2 separate regions of the Homo sapiens genome follow, and region 1 is linked to region 2. The links are chromatin loops, found by intact Hi-C in ENCODE. Cell type or tissue: endothelial cell of umbilical vein. All regions are shown on one strand. Links, peaks and the distances in the headings refer to the core of each region. The heading gives the core; the rest is flanking DNA.

Region 1 (11,817 bases), core at 2,119-10,118, 49 kb after region 2:
AAGCCGGTTGATGCGGAAGGAAATTTTTTAGCATGTGTTAAATTGTGCTTTAAAAGACATATAAAAAATTGGGAAACATTTCAGGAGACGATCATAGCCTGTATAAATATCAGATTAGAACATACGGATTTACCATGAAGTTCTGTCTTCAACACCCAACACTGTCTAAAGGGCTACTGTCCCAAATCCTGTGTGTCCCTTCGGCTTGTCTGATCACCCAATGGAAGTGGATACTTGTGAAGTCTACACTGCTGTACTTGGCGTTAAATCTTGCTGAATTCATGGTAAGCTATTATCATTTCTACATTTTGTAGAATGATTTTGGTCTGCAGCAAAATTCTATTTCACTTCTCACACCTCTTTCCTTCCACTTGAAATGCAATTTAGACAGAGGCATTGTGGTGAAAGTTGCAATATTAAACTTACCTTTAGAAGATCCCTTCTCAAACTCGGAACCCTAGCAGTGTTACCTTAAAAATGAGCTAGAGAAAAAAATAGCTCAGTTACAGAGAAGCAAATCAAGTTATTTCCCACATAAAAAGTTTCCCAGATTCTAGGAATTGCAGTATCTTGTACCCTAAAGTTTTTCCAGGTGACTCCTTTGGTTGTCTGTTGATAACTTTGATAAAGGTCATTTAAGGGCATAAGGTTTTAAAGACTCCCAAAGTGAGACTTAACCATTTTCGGGATTAGTGATTGCATATACCAGTTTATGTTGTGTGCTGAATTACTATGCCATGTGCTATTTTAGTGTTTGGGGAAAATGAAAAATAAAATTTGTTCTTTAGCGTAATAAATATGTCTTATTAAAAATACAATGAACTGAATGACAATGAAAATGCAACACATCAACATTTGTGGGCATGTATAAAGCAGGGCTGAGAGAGAAATTCATAGAACTAAATGCATAAATTAGATGATGAGATAATTATCAAGCCAATAATTTAAGCTCCCACTTGAAGTACATAGAAAATAAGAGAAAAAACCCACTCAAAATTAGAAGGAAGGAAATAATGACTACAATAGCAGAAATCAATAAAATTTAAAACAGAAAAACAATAAAGAAAACCAATGAAACAAAGAGCTGGTTCTTTAAAAAGATCTATAAAATTCACAAACATCTAGCAAGAGTGACAAAGCAAAAAGGAGAGAATTATAGATTATAAATATTAGGCATGAAACAGAAGGTATCACTAAAGACCTTGTAGATGTTGAAAGGATAATAAATGAATACTACAAACAACTCTAAACACATACGTTTGTCAACTTAAATGAAATAGACCACTTTCTTGAAAAGCATAAACTACCACAACTTATCAATATAAAACAAATAATGCAAAGAGCCCCACATAAGATCTCCAGGCTCAGATGGTTTCACTGGAAAATTCTGCCCAAAGCTTAAAGAATAATAAATACCAATTCTATATAACCTCTTCCAGAAAAAAGAAATACAAGGGGATATTTCTCAAGTTATTTTATTTATTTATTTATTTATTTATTTATTTATTTATTTATTATTTTTACCACTATCAGAATAATCACATTTATTTACTTACTGTCTTATTCCACCATTTATATGTAAATTCTATGGGTAAGGGCCTGCTCTTACATCCCACACCTCTAGGTCTACAGAGCCTAGAGGCATGAGGTGTAAGGAAAGCACTCCTTGACCCTCCCTGGCCAGGCCACATGAGTTCTGGATCTGAATTTAGAGCCACAGGCTTTAAGCAGTAAAATAAACCTGAGGTTTTCTAGAGGCATTGAACTTTCTCCTTTTATAGACAAGATGTGCCTAAGAATGGAGAGTGGCTTCCTGTAGTAACCCAGCCACTCAATAGAGACTAAGCCCACAATGACCTGAGTCAAAAAGTCTGCAACCTTTTCCCCCCAAATCCCACCTTCTCTTTCTCTCAACTCATTTTTAAAAGCTAGTATTACCTTGATACCAAAAACAAAGACAGTTGAAAAACAAAACAAAACAGGAACTACAGACCAATATCCCTCATAAATATAGACACAGAATTAAGCAATATGTAAAAAGAATTATATACTATGAGCAAGTAGGGTTTATTCCTGGAAAGCAAGGCTTGTTCCATATGTGAAAATCAATGTAACCTACCATATTAACAAGATGAAGAAGAGAATCACATAATCGTATCAATTGATGCAGAAAAATCATTTGACAAAATGCATGATAAAAACTCTGAGAAATGCCAGGTGGGGTGGCTCACACCTGTAATCCGAGCACTTTGGGAGGTGAGGTGGGTGGATCACATGAGGCCAGGAGTTTGAGACCTGCCTGGCCAACATGGCGATACCCTGTCTCTACTAAAAATACGAAAAAATTAGCCAGGTGTGGTGATGCATGCCAGCTACTTGGGAGGCTGAGGCATGAGAATCACTTGCACTTGGGAGATGGAGGTTGCATTGAGCTGAGATTGAGCCACTGCACTCCAGCCTGGGTGACAGAGTGAGACTGTCTGACAAAAAAAAAAAAAAAAAACTCTGAGAAAAATAAGAATAGAGAGAAACTTCCTTAATTTGATAAAGAACTTTTACAAAAACTCCAACACTTAACATTATACTTAATGGTCAAAGAAAGAATGTTTTTCTCCTAAGAAAGGGAATAAAGCAAAGATATCTGCTCTTACTACTCTAATTCAATATCGCACTGGAAGTTTTAGCCAGTTTAGTAAAGCATTTAAAAAAAGGCATATTGATCGGAAAGGAAGAAATAAAACTGCTCACTTTTGCCGATAGCATGATGGCTATGTGGAAAATCCAAAGAAATCTATTTTAAACCACCAAAATCAACAACTCCTAGAACTAGTAAGTGAATTCAGCAAGGTTGCAGGATACAACATAAATATACAAAAAAATCAAGTGTACTTTGAGTGATGAACACTTGGATATAAAAATTAAAAATACAATAAGTACCATTTATAATTGCTCAAAAAAGGAAATACTCATTTCAAATTCTAACAAAACATTCATAAGACTTGAATGCTAAACATTAGAAATTCTGATGAAAGAAATCAAAGATCTAAACAAATATCGAGACAAATCATGTTCTTCAATTTGGAGACTCAAAATAGCAAAGATGTTAATTCTTCCCAAACTCATATATACAATTCCTATAAAAATTTCAGCAATATTTTTTTGTAGATGAATAGAAGATTATTTTAAAATTGTCATGGAGATGCAAGGGAACTAAAATAGCTAAAACATTTTTGAAAAAGAATTACCAAGTTGGAAGAATCAATCTATCCCATTACAAGACTTGTTGTGTAGCTATTGTAATCAACAGCACGTGGTATTGGTAGAGTGAAAGATACACAGACAAATTAAACAGAACAGAGAACTCATACCCACATAAATATAACTGACAGGTTATTGACAAAAGCATAAAAGTAATGCAGTGTGGGGAAAGGAATTTTTTCAACAAATATTGCTGGAGAATTTGCATATCCATAAGCAAAGTTGAATGGTGACATGAACCTAACACTCCATACATGAATTAATTCAAAATAGACCATGGACTTACATGTAAAACTACAAATCTTTTAGAAAAATACATTAAAACCCTTCAGGACCTAGGGCCAGGCAAAGAATATTTTAAACTTTACAACAAAAGCATCATCAATAAAAGTAAAAATTGATAAACCAGATGCTATCAAAATTAAAGAAAAAAATTTTGTTCTGTGAATGACCTTGCTAAGAGTATGAAAAAACAAACTACCAACTAGGACAAAATGTTTTGAAAGCATACAATAGACAAAGGATTAGTATCTAAATTACATAAAGAACTCTCAAAACTCAATAGTAAAATAAACAAACAGAAAATGGGCAAATGATATGAACACGCATTTCACCAAAAAGCACAGATGGATGTCAAATAAGCACAAGGAAGGACATTTAACATCATTTGCTATTATGAAAATAAAAATTAAAATTATGATGAGCTATTACTATACACATATGACAATGGTTAAATAAAAAATAGTGACAACTCCAAATGCTAGTGAGGATGAAGGGAAATTCTTCCCCTTATTTACTGTTAATGGGAATGTAAAATGGTACAGCCACTCTGGCAAAAAGTTTGGCAATTAAAAAAAATGACACTGGCAGTGCCATACAACTCAGCAACTGCATCCTTGGGCATTTGTCCCAGAGAAATGAAGACTTGGGTTTACACAAAAACCTGCACATAAATGTTTAGAGCAAGTTTATTCGTAGTGGCCCCAACTGGAAACAACCTACATGTCCTTCAGTTCGTGAATGATTAAACAGTCTGTGGTACATCCATAGCACAGAATACTCTTCAGCAATAAAAAGGAATACACTATTGATATGCACAACATCCTGGATGAATCTTCAGAGAATTACAGAGTGAAAAAAGCCAATGCTGAAAGGCTACAGAATGCATAATTCTGTTGATATAACATTCTTGACATGACAAAACTATAGAAATGGAGAATAGATTCAGTGGTTGTCAGAGATGAAGGAGGGACTGGGGGCAGGAGGGAGGTGGGTGTAGCTAGAAAAGGAAAACTTGAGGGGGCTTTTGCAGTGAAGGTAATGCGTCTTGACTGCATCAATGCTAATATCCTGGTTGTGATATTGCAATATAGCTTTGCAAGATATTATTGTTGGGAGAAACTGAGTAAATGGAATGCAGATCTGTGTAAATAATATCTTAAAATTATTTGTGAATCTACAAGTATCTCAAAATTAAAATTTAACAATACATATGTTCTACCTCTATCCACTGAATATTCCAGGAAACAAAAATCTAGAAGCAACAAGCACTCCTGTTGTCTACATTGTGGACTCTAAATGTCACTTCCACCTAAAAGGAACTAGGGATCCTTAGAGAAATGGCTTGTTCCCTACCTGGTGCAGGAAATGTACCAGATGAGCCTGGAGCATCTTGTTATAACAGATGCCAAGGAGCCATCAGGGACTACTGGGCACACGTGTAAAGGGTCCAGACGCCAACATGAAGAGGCTCTCATTGGCCAAATATGGGATAATTTGAGCTATAAAATAATAACTGGAATGTTTTGAAACATATCAAATATTTGAAAAACTCAAGACTTTATAATAATATTAAGAATGCTCATTAAGCAGGATGTGGTGGCTCGCACCTGTAATCCCAGCACTTTGGGAGGCCAAGGCTGGAGGATTGCTTGAGGCCAGGAGTTTGAGACCAGACTGGGCAACATGGTGAGACTTTGACTCTAGAAAAAATAAAAAAGTCAGCTGGGCATGGTGGCACATGCCTGTAATACCAGCTACTTGGCTGAGGTGGGAGGATAATTTGAGCCCAAAACTTCGAGGCTGCAGTAAGCGGTAATTGTGCCACTGCACTCCAGCCTGGGCGACAGAGCCAGACCCTGTCTGTCTAAAAAAAAAAGCCCCATTTGTTTCCTTTGGTGGATGCTAGGGAACCAACTGATTGCTATGACAATTGGTAAATGAAGGAAAAGAATCAAGCAGTGATCCTACATTTCCTGCACAAACAATACTGAAGACTCCAGTGATGAGGGGAGGCTGCTGCACATAGAGTCACCTCTGCCCTGACCTCCACGCTTTGGCTGTTCAATCTATTCTCAGCGCTTCAGGAGATGTTCCTGTTAGACAAAAGTCAGATCGTGTGACTCCTCCACTCAAATCTGCCAATGGCATCCCGGTTCACTCATAACATGGACCCAAGCCCTTACATGAGCAAAAGGGTCAACACCATCTGTCCCCACTGCCTCCTAACGCGGGCCCCTCCCTCACTCTCATTAGCCATCCTGGCCTATTGCTCTTTCTCACACTCAGCACATGCGGGCCCCAGGGCCTGTGCACTTGCAGAGCCTTTCCCAGATTCCCCTGTGGCTGTGCCTTCCTCACTTACCCAGCGCTTGGCTCAAGGGTATCCTTATTAGAGAGGATTCCTGTTTTGTGTATCCACTTGTGGTCCCAAACCTCACATGGTTCCATCTGATTCTACAGATCGCATGCTTCTCCACTAAGCTGGACTGTGTCAGGGACTAAGTGGAGGGCAAAAAGAAGAAAAAGACATAGTCCCTGCCCTGCACGATCTTCAATTTATAGCAGAAAGCCAGGAACACACACACACACACACACACACACACACACACACACACAGCCTGCTCAAAGTGAGTCTGCCCTGGAACGTGGGAAGCTGGCCTAGCTCTGCACAAGAAGGGAACCCTGTATAAACTGACTTAGCAGAGAAGGTCATCCCAGAGGAAATGAACCCTGTGCGCTGAGCTCTGAAGAGCAGGAGGGCTGGGGTGGTACAGGGGATGGTGGTGTTTGTGGGACTGAAAGTAAGATTATCTGGAATTATCTGGGTGGGTCCAATCTAATCCCAGAAGCCCTTAAAAGCAAAGAACTTAGCCTGGAAGGAGAAGACAGTTGCATGCATGTACTACAGTTTGGTTATTTACTTCCCAGTAGATGGACATTTGGGTTGCTTCTAGTTTGGGGCTGCTGTAAACACTTTTGCGCAAGGCTTTTTGTGGACATGTGTTTGCATTTCTGTAGATGCTGTGGTGAAAAGGAAGAGGTATGTATAAATGTTTTAAGAAACTTGCAAACAGTCTTCCAAAATGGTTGTATCATTTTACACCATACAGTAATGTATGAGAGGTGCTGTTGCATTAGCAATGATTAGCCTTTTTCATTTTAGCAATTCTGGTAGGTCTGTATTCGTGTCAGGGGGCAATTTTGATCTGCACTTCCTTGATGATTAATGACGCTGGGCATCTTTTAATGTGCTGATCTGCCATATATCTTATTTTGTAAATTGTCAGTTCAAAGCTTTTGTGCATTTTAAAATTTGGATGTTAGTCTTTTTATTATTGAATTGTAGCAACTTTTAGAAAATATATTCTTAACATAAGTCCCTTGACAGATACATATGAATATTTTCTGTCAGTCTGAGATTTGCCTGTTTCTTAAGAATGTCTTTTGATGGTCAGAAGATTTAAATTTTAATGAACTCAAATTTTTCAAAACAATGTGGCCAGTGCTTTCTGTCAATTCCTTAACAAATTTATGTCCACCCCCAAAGTCATAAAGATATTCTCCTAGTTTTTCTTCTAAAAGCTTTCTAGTTTTACTTTATTTATGAGTAGGCCTGTGATCCCTTTTGGAATAATTTTTATATAGGGTGTGAAGTAAGAGTTGAGGTTTGTTTCCCCCTCATATGGATATCTACTTGTTTCCACATCATTTTTTGAAAAAAATTGTTTTCTTTTCGTATTGAATTGCTTTTGGGTTTTTGTTGAAAAAATCATTTGACCATATATACATGCGTTTATTCCTGGAATCTTTTTTATTGATTTATTGTGTTGTCTTCACCACTACATTATAATCTTGAAGACTGTGAGTTTATTCTAAATCTTGAAGTCAGGTAGTTTAAGTCCTCTAAATTTCTTCATTTTCAAAATTCTTTGGGCTATTCTAGGTTGCTTTTCCATATATATCTTATATATTCTAGATTGAATTTCCATATATATTTTTAAATCAGCTTGTTAGTTTCTATTTTTAACAACCAACTAGAATTTGGAATGGTATTCCATTGCATCTATAGATATATTTGGAAAGAAGTCATCTGTTAACAGTAGTTTTGTTTTTCTCAGCAAAGTTTTAGTTTTCATTAGTTTTCTTACACACTTTTGTTAAATGTATCCCTATGATTTTGGATGCTATTATAAAAGGTATTTAAAATGTTTAATCTTCAAATCCTACATAATTATGCATGAATGTACTATGGGTAACTTTGGGTTTAACCAACATGGATTCACAGAACTTTTTGGATTTGTATATTTACATCTTTCCTCCAATTTGTGAGGTTTTTGGCCACTACATCTTCAAATAATTTTTCCGCCCTTTTCTCTTTCTTTTGTCTGGGGCCTTCTATAATGTATATGTGTTTGGTATATGGTGTCCCATAGTCTCTTAGGCTCTGTTTACTTTTCCTCACTCTTTTCTTTTGCTCCTTAACTTGATAGTTTCAATGGACTTATCTTCACGTTTGCTAATTCCTTCTTCTGCCTTTTCAAGTCTGCTTTTGTATCCTTCTAGTCAATTTTTCTATTAGGTTACTCTATTTTTCAGCTCCAGAGTTTCTATTTGGTTCTCTTTACAATTCCAATCTCTTTGTTGATATTCTTATTTGTTTATATATTGTTTTCCTGATTTCCTTTACTTCCTTGTCTGTGTTTTCCTTTAGCCCTTTAAGCATATTTAAGACAGCTGCTTTGAAATCTTGATCTAGTAAGTCTGAGACCTGTGTTTTTTCAAAGATGAGTCTGGATATTCATTTTCTTCCTTTGAATGGGCTATGCATGTTTTCCTATTTCCTTACATGCCTTGTAAGTTTTTGTTGAAAACTGCAATTTGGATTAAATGGCCACCTCTCCCAATCTTTGAAGAATGGCTCTGCGCAGAGGAAGACCTTTGTTAATCACTCTAGTGTAAAGATTTAAGGTCTTTTGGACATAAACCTTCCATGGGCCTATGTGTGTGCTATTTTTCCAAATACCCCACATAGACAGCTGTTATTAATGTCTTAATTTCCCTAGGAGATTCACTCCTGCCTCTTCTAGAGGCCTCAGCATTCTATTGCATTTTTTAATCAAAAACCTCTTTCCGCTGGCATCCCTGGTTCTGTAGCTTGGTACATTTTTCACAAGCCATACTCACTGCTTCTTGCAGATTCCACTACCCTGAGATTTGAGCTAGTCACTTTTGCCATCTGAGTTCTGATTTAGGCCACACAAAGACCAACTCCTCAGCCACCTCCAACAGGTGAGAGTGTTACGTATCTGGTCTTCTCTGCATTTTATAAGTTGAGGTTTCATGGCTGCTAGGTATATTTCATAACTTATTTTATTTTATTTTATTTATTTATTTATTTACTCCACTATTTACTACTAAAACTTCCTAAGCCTACAGATATTTCCAAGGAAGGTCTTGGAGAAAATTAAGTAGAGGCAGTAAAAAGCTGACATAGAGATCCACATGGAGATTTTCAGGAAGTCATGGCATTATGACAGTAAAATAAAAGTTTCTTTGTCCTCATGCAATTCAATCATTCTTTTAACAGGCATTTACTGTGTGCTTACTCTCTAAAAGTCATTGGAGATAAAGCAGCAACAAAGTGGAAACAAATCCTGCCCTCATGAAACTTACAATCTAGCGATGAAGGAGAGAAATACACAAATAAGGATGGTATTTGGCATGCCAAATGATAATGAGAGCTGCAAGAGAAATGGGGCAGGAAGTTGGTAGGGGGTGGTTTGGGGGTGGGTGTCAACACTGTTCCTAATGGATGATCACTACAAGTGATCTGGGGAGACATCATTGACAAGGTGACATTTCAGCAGAGATTGGAACAGAAGAGAGACCATCATTTGGGTATCAGGGGTAGCAATTCAAAGCAGAGGGAAGAGCAAATGCCAAGCCCTGGGGCAGGTGCATCTTCATGTATTCAAGGAGCAGCAAGGTAACCTTTTAGACTGCAGCAGAGTGAGTGAAGGCCCAGCTCTGGAGTTAGATCAGAGAGATAACCAGTGGCCAGCTCAGCCTGGACTTCATGGGTGATGGGCATATTTTGGCTTCTACTCTGATGAGTGGAAATATATTGGGGTTTTGAGCTGAGGAGTGACCTGGGAGGTTATTCTGGTGCTGACTGGAGCACAGACTGGGTGCAAGGACAGGAGAAGGAATATTGTTAGTAGGCAGCCACAGTCATCCTGTCAAGAAGTGATGGTGTCAAGAACAGATGAAGGCAAAGAAGTGGTAAGACACAGGCATATCCTGAAGGTAGGGATAGAGGCTTTGCTGATGGGATGGAGAAGAGGCAACAGGGGAATAAGTCAAGAAATACCACAAAGCTGTATTCTGAACACCTGTCAGGATGATGTTGCTTTCACAGCAAAGGGGTACTGAGGGACAGTAAGTTTGGAGAAGTCTAAGGTTTGGTTCTGACACGTCAATTGTCCACATGAACAGTTAGTTTGAGAGGAGTTAGTTTTCAGGGGTCTTTTAAATATCAAAGTAGAAATAACCAGTGCTCAGGAGGATATAAGGGTCTGAGGCTCAAGAGAAAGGTCATAGCTGCAGGTATAAATGTGATGGCTCATCGGGGAGTGAGCTGTCCAAGTTCTGTGCAGATTTCAAGGGGTAAATTCAATGAGCCTGTTTGTGGCCACAGCCTTCCTCAGGCTTCCCAGTATCCACATTACCACAAAAAGCCTCAGTGGTGATCTACTTGAGTCTGTCCCCACATGTTGGGGCTTGAGTTATGCAGAATCCCCATCTTGCTCCCTTTCTCCAACATGACAAGAAGACCTCAGTTAGCCAAAATGTCCTGAAGAGGGCTGAGGAATTTGGTCTGAATCATCCCACAAATTCATGGTACAGGAAATAAGTGCTGCTTTTGTCGTTGGCTCTAGAAAGATGATATCGGCCGGGTGCAGTGGCTGATGCCTGTAATCCCAGCACTTAGGGAGGCCGAGGCGGGCGGATCATGAGGTCAGGAGATGGAGACCATCCTAGCTAATACGGTGAAACCCCGTCTCTACCAAAAATACAAAAAATTAGCTGGGCATGGTAGTGGGTGCCTGTAGTCCCAGCTACTCGGGAGGCTGAGGCAGGAGGAGAATGGCATGAACCCAGGAGGCAGAGCTTGCAGTGAGCTGAGATGGCTCCATTGTACTCCAGCCTGGGTGACAGAGCGAGACTCTGTCTCAAAAAAAAAAAAAAAGAAAGAAAGAAAGAAAGGAAGGAAGGAAGGAAGGAAGGAAGGAAGGAAAGAAAGAAAGAAAGAAAGAAAGAAAGAAAGAAAGAAAGAAAGAAAGAAAGAAAGAAAGAAAGATGATATCAACCAATGTTTTGCCATAAGACTTTGCTTTGGATTGGGATTTTAACTCTGGGATCTGGCTCTAGGTCTCTTGCCTTCCTCTTTACGAGGTTAACTTGGGATGGTTAGCCATCCAACCAAGTCCTCATGTTTCTGAGAGTCATTCCCAGCCATATCATCCTATTAACCATTGAATCCATTGTCTACCACTGCCCAAGGCTGGGATGCAGTTTTTTTTTTTGGTTAGCTTCATTGAGATATAATTGACAAAAATTATGTCTTTAAGGTGTACAATATATTTTGATATGTGTATACGTTGTGAAATGATTACCACAACCAAGCTAATTAACATTCCCTTCAACATACATAGCATTTTTTTTTTTTTTTTGAGACGGAGTCTCACTCTGTCACGCAGGCTGGGAGTGCAGTGGTGCAATCTTGGCTGACTGCAACCTCTGCTTCCCAGGTTCATGCGATTCTCCTGCCTCAGCCTCCTGAGTTTTTGTGGTGAGAATATTTAAGATCTACTCTCTCAGCATATTTCAAGTATACATTAACTAGAGTCTCTATGTTCTACATTAGGTTTCCAGAAAGTTACTCATTTTACATGTAAAAATTTGTACCCCAACATCTGTCCATTTTCCTCACCCTCAGACTGCTGGTAACCACTCTTCTGCTTTTGGTTTCCGTGAGTTCGACTTTTTCAGATTCCATGTATAAGTGAGATCATTTAATATTTATCTTTCTGTGTGGCTTATTTATTTCACTTAGCGTGTCTTCCACGTTCATCCACATTGTCACAAATAGTAGGATTTCCTACTATTGCTTGAACCCAGAAGGTGGAGGTTGCAGTGAGCCAAGATCGCACCATTGCACTCCAGCCTGGGTGACAAAAGTGAGACTTCATCTCAAAAAAAAAAAAAAAAAAACCT
Region 2 (11,817 bases), core at 2,068-10,067:
AAATCAGATTTTTAGAGCAACATACATCCCGCGGGTTAGGCTTTGTTTTTGACCCAGCATCCCTTCCTTAAGTGTCTTCTGTAGTTCCTGATCAGTAGGGAGACCACAGGATAATTGTATGGGATCTGTTTTAAAACGTTTTTTTTTTTTTCATTTTTATAAATAAGTCGATATTAAACTTTTATAAATTAAACTTCTTGCAGTTTATTTTTTTTCTTTCTTAAAGGAAAATACACCTTAATTTTTTTTTTTTTTTTTTTTTGAGACAGAGTCTCACTCTGTCACCAGGCTGGAGTGCAGTGGCGCAGCTCACTGCAACCTCCACCTTCCAGGTTCAAGCTATTCTCCTGCTTCAGCCTCCCGAGTATCTGGGACTACAGGTGCACACCACCACACCAGCTAATTTTTGTATTTTTAGTAGAGACAGTGTTTTACCATGTTGGCCAGGATGGTCTCGATCTCTTGATCTTGTGATCCGCCTGCCTTGGCCTCCCAAAGTGCTGGGATTACAGGTGTGCGCCACCACGCCTGGCCTTTTATTTATTTATTTATGTATTTATTGAAATGGAGTCTCACTCTGTTGCCCAGGCTGGAGTGCAGTGGCACAATCTCGGCTCACCATAACCTCTGCCTCCTGGGTTCAAGGGATTCTTCTGCCTCAGCCTCCTGAGTAGCTAGGTCTACAGGTGTGCACCACCATGTCCTGCTAATTTTTGAATTTTAAGAAGAGACAGTGTTTCACTATGTTGGCCAGGCTGGTCTCTAACTCCTGACCTTGTGATCCACCCACGTCAGCCTCCCACAGTCCTGGGATTACAGGCATGAGCCACTGTGCCCAGCCAACTTTTTTTTAACAGTGTGAAATATACACAGTAGAAATTCTGTTATTCTCTGTTATTAGTACATAAATGGAAATACTTTTTTTCCCATATTGGCATGTATCTACAAATATTAAAGGAGGAGAAAAGGTAATATACTTTTAGGTTTACCACATATGGTGTGTATTCAAATAACACGTGACCAGCTTATCAAAATTGTACATAATACTTGAACTAACTTATTAATTTGATTTTCATTATTATGTCCAAAAGCTTGGGATGCTAGATACTACTTTGCATCTGTAACTAACTATGATCCTCATTTCTTGTAATTTCTTGTGCTTGTATATTGCTTGTTCTTAATAGATTTTACTTTGGAAACAAGACTTTGTTGAGATCAGTTTGGTTTTGTTGATAATTTACCTGTTTGACTTCATAATGTATTTTAGTTTCGCAGAAGAACACTTGTAGATTAGAAGGCTTTTCATAAATCCCCTCACAGGCGAAGAGGAAAACTTCCCGCTATTTTATTTCCCTCATAGGAAGACATACTGGAAAGAAAACGCTTAGCATCTTAGTATAGAATAGCTATTGTGAACAGTTCATGACTTGATCTTGATATGGAAATCTGTACTGACCAGTGATTAAGCTTAAGGATTGTAAAAATCATTAAAGCTGTGGTCTTTTCGTGTGGAGGTTGATAGAAAATATTTTTGTCCTAAGTCTTATTTGCTGACTTTTTCTGTCAATGAAGGAGGTTGTTGAACAAACTGAATCTGTGGGCTATAGCAAGTAGCTTTACAGCAGATCTTACCATGAAGTTTTACTTTGTGCTTATTTAAGTGGGTACCACTTTTTCTGTTTAGAATAATTAAAAAATGATTTTCACAGGTTCCTTGGGGTACGCTTGCTCTAGCACAGCTTGAAGGCCGCTGTTGCAAAGTACATTTTATCATGCTGAATCAGCCTTCTATCACGTACCTGTAGAAAGACCTCAGTACATGCTTTGCACCCTCCTTTGCACCCCCTTTCAATTTCTTATTGCAGATCATTTTGATGTAATATGGAAAACAGCATTTTAAAATGTCCACGTTAAGAATTGGCCCACCGGTGCCAACTCACCTCTATTTTGTTAGTTCATAGTTGAAGATTTTGTTTTATCGTTTTCAAAAATAAAGTATATTTTTGGAAGAATGAATTTAAGAATGAAGAAAAGCTATGAAAAATGCTGCAAATTACCATATATGTGTATTTTGATATGCAGATGTAGCAATATGCATAGAGAGAGTCTAGTAAAGTGGTCTTCAACTCAGGGAGATTTCAGACCAGGGGACATTTGGCAATGTCAATAGACATTTTTGATTTTCATGCCTGGGTGAATAGGCCAGGGATGCTGATAAACAACTCGTAACAAAGAATTAACTGGCTTCAAAATCAATAGGACTGAGGCTGAGAAGCCCTGGCTGGAAATTGCTATAAGAATATTGGGAATGATCTCTAGCATTGATAGGGACATTAGGATGCTGTGTAGGGAACAATTTTTTAATTTTTAAAATTATTTATTATTTATTTATTTTTAAAATTTGAGACAGGGTCTCACTGTGTTGCTCAGGCTGGAGTGTAGTGGTGCGATCTCGACTCATTGCATCCTCTGCCTCCCGGGCTCAAGCAATCCTCCTGCCTCAGCCTCCTGAGTAGCTGGTACTATAGGCGTACATCACCACATCTGGCTAATTTTTGTTGCCTGAGGCTCCCACAGCGCTGGGATTACGGGAATGAGTTGCTGTGTCAGGCCTTTTTGTCGTAATTTAAACAAAGTACTTTTTTTCAACAGGTAAATTGCTGGTTCCATACCTCTTCAAAAAAATATAACAAATGAAAGGTTTGAAAACATCTGGGTCACTTCTCCACCCTCACCCCTATAATATGCTTTGTTGGTTTCTTTATTCACCCTTCCAGATATATTTATGCATACCAAACCAAGTAGAAATACAGCTTCTTATTCTCTCTTTTTCTTTCCCACCATAAGGTACATATTATATTTGGTTTAGCACTTTTTTTCTTTAACAATATGCCTTACACTGTTGTATTGACAGTTGTATTGAAGTCATTTTACAATCATATATATATATATATATATTTTGAGACAGAGTCTCACTCTGTTCCTTAGGCTGGAGTGTAGTGGAGCAACATTGACTCACTGTAACCTGTGTCCCCCGGGTTCAAGTGATTCTTCTGCCTCAGCCTCTTGAGTAAGCTGGGATTACAGGCACGCACCACCACACCTGGCTAATTTTTTGTATTTTTAGTAGAGATGGGGTTTCACCCTGTTGGCTAGGCTGGTCTTGAACTCCTGACCTCAGGCGATCTGCCCGCCTCAACCTTCCAAAGTGCTGGGATTACAGGTGTGAGCCACGGATGCCTGGTCTTACAATCATATATATTCCTTTGAAAGTAAAACAAATGAGAAATATTGAGCCTTGGTTGGGAGGGAGTTGGAATTGTCAGGAGGGGTTAGTCATTTTCATTCGCAAAGATAACTGTTCCACTTCTAGCAGCTGGGAAGCTAAAGAATAATTTTAAAATTGAGACAAAAATAGCTATTGCAGGCATAGAAGTAGGTACCAGTAGATGATGAATTTGCCTTCTCAGTACTGATGTTGCTCTGTTGAGAACGATAATTCCATGTCTTTAGACATCAGTGCTTTTTATCCAAGAATACCTCTCTAAAGCACTCCAGTGCTCACATGTCTGCTCCTACTCACTGCACTGAACTTAGAGGGTCCACGTGTCCAAAGGGCAGGGCACCGAGGGCAGCCTCTTGTCAAGAGAAGTGGAAATTGAGGCCCTCAGTCCTTCAGCCCGTGGAGCTGAAATTCTGCCAACAACAGATTCTTCCCTCGTCCAGCCTATCAGACACCCAGATTACAGCCTCAGGGGGGCCCCTGAGCAGAGGATCTGCTAAGCTGTGCCTGGACTCCTCATTCATAAACACTGTGTGATAAGAAATGTGTGTTGTTTTGAGCCGCCAAGTTTGTTGTAGTTTTTATGCAGCAATAGATAACTATCACAGTTGTGAAATCACCACTTTTCACAATGAGTAAGAGCCAAAGCAGGTGCCAATCACTAAAATTTCCTTGTCAAGGAGGGCACTGTAATGTTATTCCACTGGGGAAGAGAACTTGGAGCAGACTTCCTGAGTTTTAAGGAATCACAGGAAACAAAATCACCTCCACTACAAGCTGGGACCTGCAGCGTGTGTGTATGTGAGCGATGGAAGCGGGACCTGCAGGGTGTGTGTGTGTGAGCGATGGAAGCTGGGGTTTACAGGGTTGTGTGTATGTGAGAGATGTGAGCTGGGACCTGCAGGGTGCATGTGTGTGAGAGATGTGAGCTGGGACCTGCAGGGTGCGTGTGTGTGAGCGATGTGAGCTGGGGTCTGCAGCGTGTGTGTATGTGAGCTATGGAAGCTGGGGTCTGCAGGGTGTGTGTATATGAACAATAGAAGCTGGGGTCTGCAGCGTGTGTGTATGTGAGTGATGGAAGTGCCATCCTGATGTGTGTTTTTGCTCCAGAATAGCTTCAGATCTGGGGTGTAGTCATTCTTGAAAAAATTTTCGAAATAGATAGCAGTGATGGCTGTACAACATTGTAAATGTCGTTAATGCCACTGAATTGTAACTCGAAATACTTATAATGGCAAATGTTACGTTACATATATTTATTAAGAAAAGATAAATACAAAACAGTGTAGCGTCATATTCTCAACAGTGCACAGCACATTCTCCAACCTCTAAAGGGAAACTTGCGTGGAAAGCCTGTGTTCTTTCAAATCCTGGCAGTGGAAGAGTAAATTGGTAAACACCTGCCAGTTGGGCAAAAAACAAAAAGCCCAGGTGTTGCCTTAGGTTTTTATTTTTCCCTCCAGGTAGGAAAAGAAGGGGCCCAAGCATTCCCAAAGGTGAATTTCAGGTGGACCTAAAATGCTAAAAGTTTGTGCTGTTCTCTTCTACAAAAAGTTAAATTAGGTACTAGGGCTGGGGCAAAGCATTAGATAAACTGGAAAAAAGAAAAACTTCTAAAAACAAGAAAAAAAAAGAAGAAGAAAGAAAAGAAAAACCCATTTCAGATGCGAGAGCCTCCCATCCCCCATTCCATGTTAACTCTCAAATGCTAATTGCACTGTTGGAGGTTTGCGTAAACTTGCAATGGAATGGAAAATTTTAAAAACTTGAAATGAAAGGGAGTTTTTAAAAGCTGGCTTTGTGTCTTATGGCTACTGCATCTAGATAGATGATAAGAAACATATTCTATGCTTGTAATTTCATAAACATTGGAGGAATCATCCTGATCAGGAAAGCTGCCAAAAGCAAACAAAACCCAGGATGGTATACAACTGCCTTGCTTGCTGCTGCTGGTGAGGGAATTGAAATGCAAGTTTTTGAGTATTAAAAGGAAAATAATTTCTATAACTGACAATTTTTAGTATGATTTTCACCTATGGGAGCCTCTGATAAAAGGGAGACAATATGAAAAGACAGGCACTCTCTAATACACTTTTAGAATTTTAAATATTAGTTTTTAGTTCCTAATGAGCTCTTGTAAGATCAGATGCCTGCGCCTTAGAGGCTGATAATTTTCTGGCCTCTGAGCATATTTTTGAGTGGGTCCATTTGGACTCAGCAAATAACAAGCCAAACAGGGCTTAGGAAAGCCTTGCCCGTCACTGGGACCAGCAACACTGCTTTCCCACTCTTCAGGGCTTTGGCTTTGCTACAGCGGAACAAAAGCTGTTGGCTTTTTGTGGGGAATCCTAACTCACAGATCCTAATTGCCTGGACCTGACTCTGAGATGAAACCTTATACTATCTGCTGCTGGCTGTTTCAGCCTCAGCACAAACCGTGCTGAACGAAAAACTCTGTAAGCACAATAAACAGAACTCAGACTCTGGTATCATTGCAGATTAGGACATGCCTGCATGGGATCCCAAACTATGAAAACTTCATGGATGCTGGCTAGACTGTGTGCATCACACACAAATGCCCACAAGAAAGGGCTTGTTCTCTTATGGGACCATCTGCAATCACACTTCTGATCAGCCTCATATGTCTGACCCAAAAACTAGTTTCATTCCTAAACTTGTGATTTCTGCCCCAAACAAGTTTGGGGTGGACACATCACAGGGACTCTGAACTCCCTGCCCACTCCTGGCAGATTGGACTCTTGACCCCCTTTGGGGGTCTTGCTGCTGTCTGTTGATTATTTTATTTGGCTTTCTGGATTACTTGCAGCTTGCAACAACAGCCTTCCTTATGTTTCTCCTGGTGTACGCACTTCAGTAAAGCAAGCTGATCTGTTTAAACCCATGTTGAATTTTTTTTTTTTTTTTGAGATGGGGTCTGGCTCTGTTGCCCAGGCTGGAGTGCAGTGGCGCCATCTCTGCTCACTGCAAACTCCGCCTCCTGGGTTCACGCCATTCTCCTGCCTCAGCCTCCCAAGTAGCTGGTACTACATGTAGGTGCCCGCCACCACACCCGGCTAATTTTTTGTATTTTTAGTAGAGAGAGGGTTTCACCATGTTAGCCAGAATGGTCTAGATCTTGTGACCTCGTGATCCGCCTCGGCCTCCCAAAGTGCTGAGATTACAGGTGTGAGCCACCACACCCGGCCTTGAATTTTTTTTTAAATTCAAGATTTTGTCCTAATTTCTGAACATGGCGTGTCTTTTAAATTGCATAATAATGTTTTCCTGTGACAATGTTTTTATTCCTCTTCCAGACAATCCTTCCTGACGACATGTCTGAATGAAAGTAAGGTATGATTTCAAAAATGTAAAGTTATGATTGCTGAAAAGGACACACTGATTTTGCAATAATGAGAGAAAAAACAAAATCCTAGTATCTGGAAGGTCCAGGAAGGGGGAAGGCATTCGTGATCTCTGTTGTTCAAGGCCGTTCCTGAAAGCTGTCTCCTCCTGTGGAAGAAACCCCCCCTGTGCTGCCTTTCCTAGCTGCGGAGAATGTTTTGAATTCAGACTGACGGCCGAGGCAAGATCACGGGGCAGGGCAGACTATTGTCAAAGAAAACCAGTGTCAGACAGAAGTTAAAGCAGCAAAGGCAACTTTTATTCAGAAGCTATCTCAGTAGGGGAAAAGAGACATCAGTACAGAACTGGGCTCTATTCCAAATAGAACAAGTACAAGTAGGAATTTATGGCCAAGGGACAGGGGTCACTGGACACAAAATTACTAAGAGGAAGCATCAGGGATAAGGGGGGTTCTGGTTAAACTAACTTAATAGATTCTCTCTCTCATTTTGGCTGGAGCAAAACTTTACTGTTCAGGGGCTCTGCTGGGCCACGTGTCCTCAGGATACCAGGCTGCTCTGCCCTCCTCTAAGGCATTCAATAATATTAGCGATTAAATAGCAAAGCTCATCCCCCAACTGTAATGTACAATAGAGGTCCCATTGTGACATTCCTGAGGAGTCTGGTCCCATGAGGTCAGGAACGCAAGAGGCAGAGAGGGCCCCCTGATGCAGAGGGGGTTAAGGCCACAAACGAAAAGGAGAAGGGATAGGGTTTGGGGGCAGCTGGGCTGGTCCAGGAACCTGGCTGGAGGCATGCAAGCTCCCTTCCCCTTCCCCCCGCACCCTCCAACTCTGTGTGTCTGGAGGAACCGGGGGGAGACCCTAAGCATGGGGATGCCTGAGGGTTTGCAGTCTGGCTGTGTGTCCATCCTACCCAGTGCTCAGGTCCTCCAGTGTTCTGGACCAGTCAGGGGGCTCCCAGGTGCATCTAGTAGCCCCTCCCATGCCAGGGCAGGGCTTTCCTTCATCGGAGGAGGAGCTGGGAAGGGCTTGACAGCGGGCCGGGCAGCCCGTTGGTCTTAAGGCCAGAGTCCCCAGGTTGGCCACGTTTGCCACATAAGAGAATAAGGGATGAAAAGGAGGAACTGGAGGATCTGTAGGCCGAGTCAGGAGCTAGAGGGTCTGGGGCTGGAGCCCGGTTAGGGGCTGGTCCAGTGGGGGTCCCGCCAGCAACAGCCTTATGGGTCCCGGCATTGGCCAGAAACTCCTTGTCCAGGCGTCAGAGCAGCTGCTCTGGTGTGTGCGGAAGACGCTGGCGCGTGTGGTGCTAAACTCTAAACTGGGGTTGGACTGGGAAAGCCAGGGTGCTTCAGGGCGGTGGGCATGGAGAGCCCAGGGGTGCTCCTGCCCGAGCCCCGCTGCCCCTGCCCTGTGGCTCCCACGAGTGCTGCCCATCTCCATCCTTGAGCCCAGTCTGCTCCTGCGCCCACCGGGCAGGGCTGAGGGCCGCAGCTGGGCTCCCCTCTCTCCTGGAGCTCCCCGGGGCCGACTCGGATCCAGCCCGTCCCGGGACTGGCTGCGCGGGGCAGGGGGCCGTCTCGGAGAGGCCAGGTGGTGGTGGTCAGCCCCCGTCTGGGTCTCTTCCTCCCGGCCTAGTGCCTCATCCTCGCTGCGGGCACCAAGGGGGCGGCTCTGGGCTGAGAAAGCTGAGGAGTCACTGTCCTCAGAGTAGGAGCGGGGATGCGGCGGGCAGCTGATCCCAGGGCCTGGGAGCCTCGGCCCCTGCTTTATGCTTTGTAAGCGAATAGGGGTCACCTAGGGTCCGGAGCGCCGGCGCTCTCTCGCGGGGACCAGGCTACCAGGGCAGGGGCTAGGGGTGGGCGACACCCTCTGCGGGGACAGGGTGCGGACCCTCGACGGGGGCGGGCGGTGGGTGGTGGAGGAGCGGCGGCGCGGGTCCTGACTGTCCAGGTAGCGCTCCAGCGGGTCGCCACACCCAGGCGCGCCGTCAGGCGGCTCCCGGGCACCCTCACAGAGATCAACAGGCCGGAGTCTCCCACGCGGAACTTCCCCTCCGAGGCCTTTATCTTGGGGAGCTGACCGGGTGCAGAGGCCCAGTGTCTCCCTCGCCAGCTCGCGGAGCATTTCGGGCTCGCCCAGATCAGTGCGCCACTGGCCGATGAAGGTGGCCGCACTGTCGCGGGCCACGAAGAAGCGCAGCGCCAGCCACCCTGTGGGCCTGGAAGGTCACACTTCGGGATATGCAGACAGCCTCATGGGTTCCCATAGACGGGCCAGCCGAGCCACTGTGGGCGGGGGTACAAACCAGGATCGCTGTGAGGATCCGGCAGGCGCTCAGAGCAGACTAAGCCGCAGAGCACTGCACCGGCCTGTCACTCAGGCCGAATGGCTGGTTTACCTGCTGGCTCTGAGAAACCTCAGTGCCTCAGTTTCCTCATCTGAGAAATGGGTACAGTAAATTACCTGCTTGGTAGGATTCAATGGGATAATTTTTAATAAGCAACTTAGCGTCTGTAAATACTGGCTACGCAGCCTTTTTTTTTTTTTTTGGAGAGGGGATTAGGGGCTGGCTGAGGCCTCCCTCACAGGCAGAGAGGTGCCCACTGTGAAGGGCTGGGACCTGGAGAGATGAAGACAACGACTGGGACCCCCAGTGGATAGGAAGGGAACCCAGGTCCCGACCTCAGGGTGGGAGACCTCCATGGTTCAGGGCTGTGCCCAGCCCACCTCCTGCGGGAAGGTACCGGTTTTTCCCTTGATCCCCCTTCCCTAAGGGCAGTGCCATCAAAAAACGACATAGCAGCAGTAATGGTATCAGTAACAGCAATGAAGTGGTTAGGGCTGAGTGCGTGGTGATATTATCTCCATTTTACAGGTGTGGAAACTGAGGTGCGGAAAGGGTAAGAGCTCGCTGGAGGTCTCAGAGCTGTGGGTGGAGCCAGGGCGTCCAGGCTGCGCCGCGCGGCCTATCTCGGCGATCCAGCAGCCAAGCCGCGAAAGCCAGACCCCCCTCAGCAAGCAGCGCCCCAGAACCGCAGGCCGTCGTTTGTGGGGCCAGAACTGATGGCCCAGGCCCAGAGGGGGTGCAGGGCCGCTCAAGGTCACACAGCCCCAGGGAACAGAGGCTGCTAACGCTGCTGTCTGGCTCTGGGCAGGGAGTGCTGGGGGTTTCCCCACTCTCCTGGTTCATCCACCGGCCCCGGGGAGCATGGCCCCTGCAGGGGCAGGAGCCAGGCCCAGCCCGCAGCAGGGAGGCGCCTGCAAGCCACAGCTGGATCTGTCGGGCCGCTGCGGCCTCCTAACGGCGGGCCGGGATGATAACGATATTGAGGGTAGGGGCTGAGGAATTTGATTAGATATCAAGGGTGATCAGAGACCTTGGTAGTGGTGGGAATTTTGCCTATTTTGACTCAACAGAGTCTTGAATAAGCAGGCCAAGGTCAGAGCCCCAGGTTGGTACCTTAAGGGCTTAGAGAGGCCTGACTAGCGTGAGCTTAACACCCTTGCAGGCTTGACATCAGGGAGTCCTGTCATCAGGGCTGACTCCATACTGAACTGCTGGGGAACTCTGAGGCCCACAAAGGAACTGTGAGAAACACTTTCTTCACCAGCAGCTGTGCTCTTAACAGTATACAACACATTATACAAGGCCTCCAACGGGCCACTGTAACTCCAAACTCTGGTTAGTGAAATTGTGTCATTTAGATAAAACGAACAAGAAGAGGGCCATCATGTTTAAACATGTAACCAGCTGGAGTCCCTGGACAGGGGGGACTTTCAATTTGCTTGGAAGCAGAGGCTCCCATTCTCACCTTGTCAGAACTTAAAACAAAGCGAGAGCAAGCAAAAAGATGGAGAGCCCTACCAAGAAACTCAAACAAAGGCAAATACCTCCACCAAGACAGGAGTTCTTTAGCATGAATGAAGACTTGTGGCTCCAGGTTCCAGCAGGTGCCCAGATCTCAAAGTGCAACCAGCTTTTAGTGAGTATCTCACAGATGTGGAAGAGACCACCAGAGCCACGGAGGATGAAGTCACATGGCTTCCCCACTAACAAAAAGGAGGAATTAGCCGGTCAGGCCAATAAGTGTTTACTCAGGAATGTGGGCTGCAACCTGGGTACCAATCAGAAACTGTACCACCCAAGAGAGCAAGGGCTCACACTGATAGAAACTTATTTAGATTACATAAATTGTTTGCCAGATTATTTCATAAACAAAGAATTCTTTAATTGTTAGTAGAAGAGTCCTTTTGCATCAGTGGGTCAGGAAAAACCTATTCACAGTTTGTAAAGACAAGGACCAGAGTTTGGAGTTACAGTGGCCCCTTGGAGGCTCATTTGACCTTTCCAAACATATATATATATATATATTTTTTTTTTTATTTTTTTTTTTAAGATACCATCTTGGAAATAAAAAGGTTTGCACTTCTCAGAATGCATGGGAAGCATACTTTAATTAGCATTCAGAAGGGATACACATAAAAAAGACCATGAAATCTAAAAGAGTTTTCCCAAGACACTGTTTCTAAATTAGTAAAAGGAAACGAGCATTTAAATAAAAATCTTCAGGAGGCTGGGCACGCATGTTCCTGCAATTCCAGCAACTCAGGAGACTGAGGCGGGGGGATCACTGAGCCTAGGAGTTCAAGTCTAGCCTGGGCTAAATATAGTAAGACACTGTCACAAAAAATAATAACCAAATCAAATCAAATCTTCAGGAGAACATTCACGCTCAACCTCATCATATGCCCCGCCGGCAGAACTCCGACATTCCTATTCCCTCCCCTTTACAGCCACCTAAAACAGCTGAACCAAAACTGACTAGCAACCCCTACGATGGCCTTCCCTACCCCTGTCCCAATTCCTACATACCCCTTCCAATACTCCCCAAATAAAAAAGAGAATTTACTGATGGTGTCTTACACTCTGGTCCAGTTCTGAGTTGCCTGTGATGCAACAGCCAAATGATTTGCCAAGGTGACTGAGGACCTCTCAGATTTGCCGAGGAATTCTCGACGGTCTGTACAAGTTATGTCCTAGAGTTTTCAATTTCTATCAGCTGATACATTTACTGGTGGGACCAGGAGGAGAGAGACATTGGGTAAAAATTGTCAGGATGGGAAAATCCTTCTGATGATTTATTTATTTATTTATTTAGATATGGTGAC

Evidence for each region. Hi-C counts contacts between places; a loop is a spot of excess contacts. Peaks named below come from ENCODE experiments on the same cell type or tissue, not always from the same donor. Only the 100,000 strongest peaks of a DNase experiment are listed, where the experiment ranks them.
Region 1: a loop joins it to region 2, with 3 times the contacts of the local background. A loop is called at or near these places in 2 of 110 quality-filtered maps.

The regions. Positions count from the first base shown.
Region 1 is chr9:38,528,007-38,539,823 of GRCh38, forward strand. It overlaps the pseudogene FAM220BP. Among named protein-coding and RNA genes, the nearest start is that of FAM95C, 11 kb to the right of the region's middle. In endothelial cell of umbilical vein, for the core only: no CTCF peak of the experiment used is centred there; no DNase peak of the experiment used is centred there.
Region 2 is chr9:38,479,439-38,491,255 of GRCh38, forward strand. It overlaps the pseudogene TCEA1P3 and the pseudogene GAS2L1P1. Among named protein-coding and RNA genes, the nearest start is that of FAM95C, 60 kb to the right of the region's middle. RefSeq lists enhancers at 3,690-4,307, 4,308-4,923. In endothelial cell of umbilical vein, for the core only: no CTCF peak of the experiment used is centred there; a DNase peak (open chromatin) is centred at 6,953; H3K27me3 peaks cover 203 bases.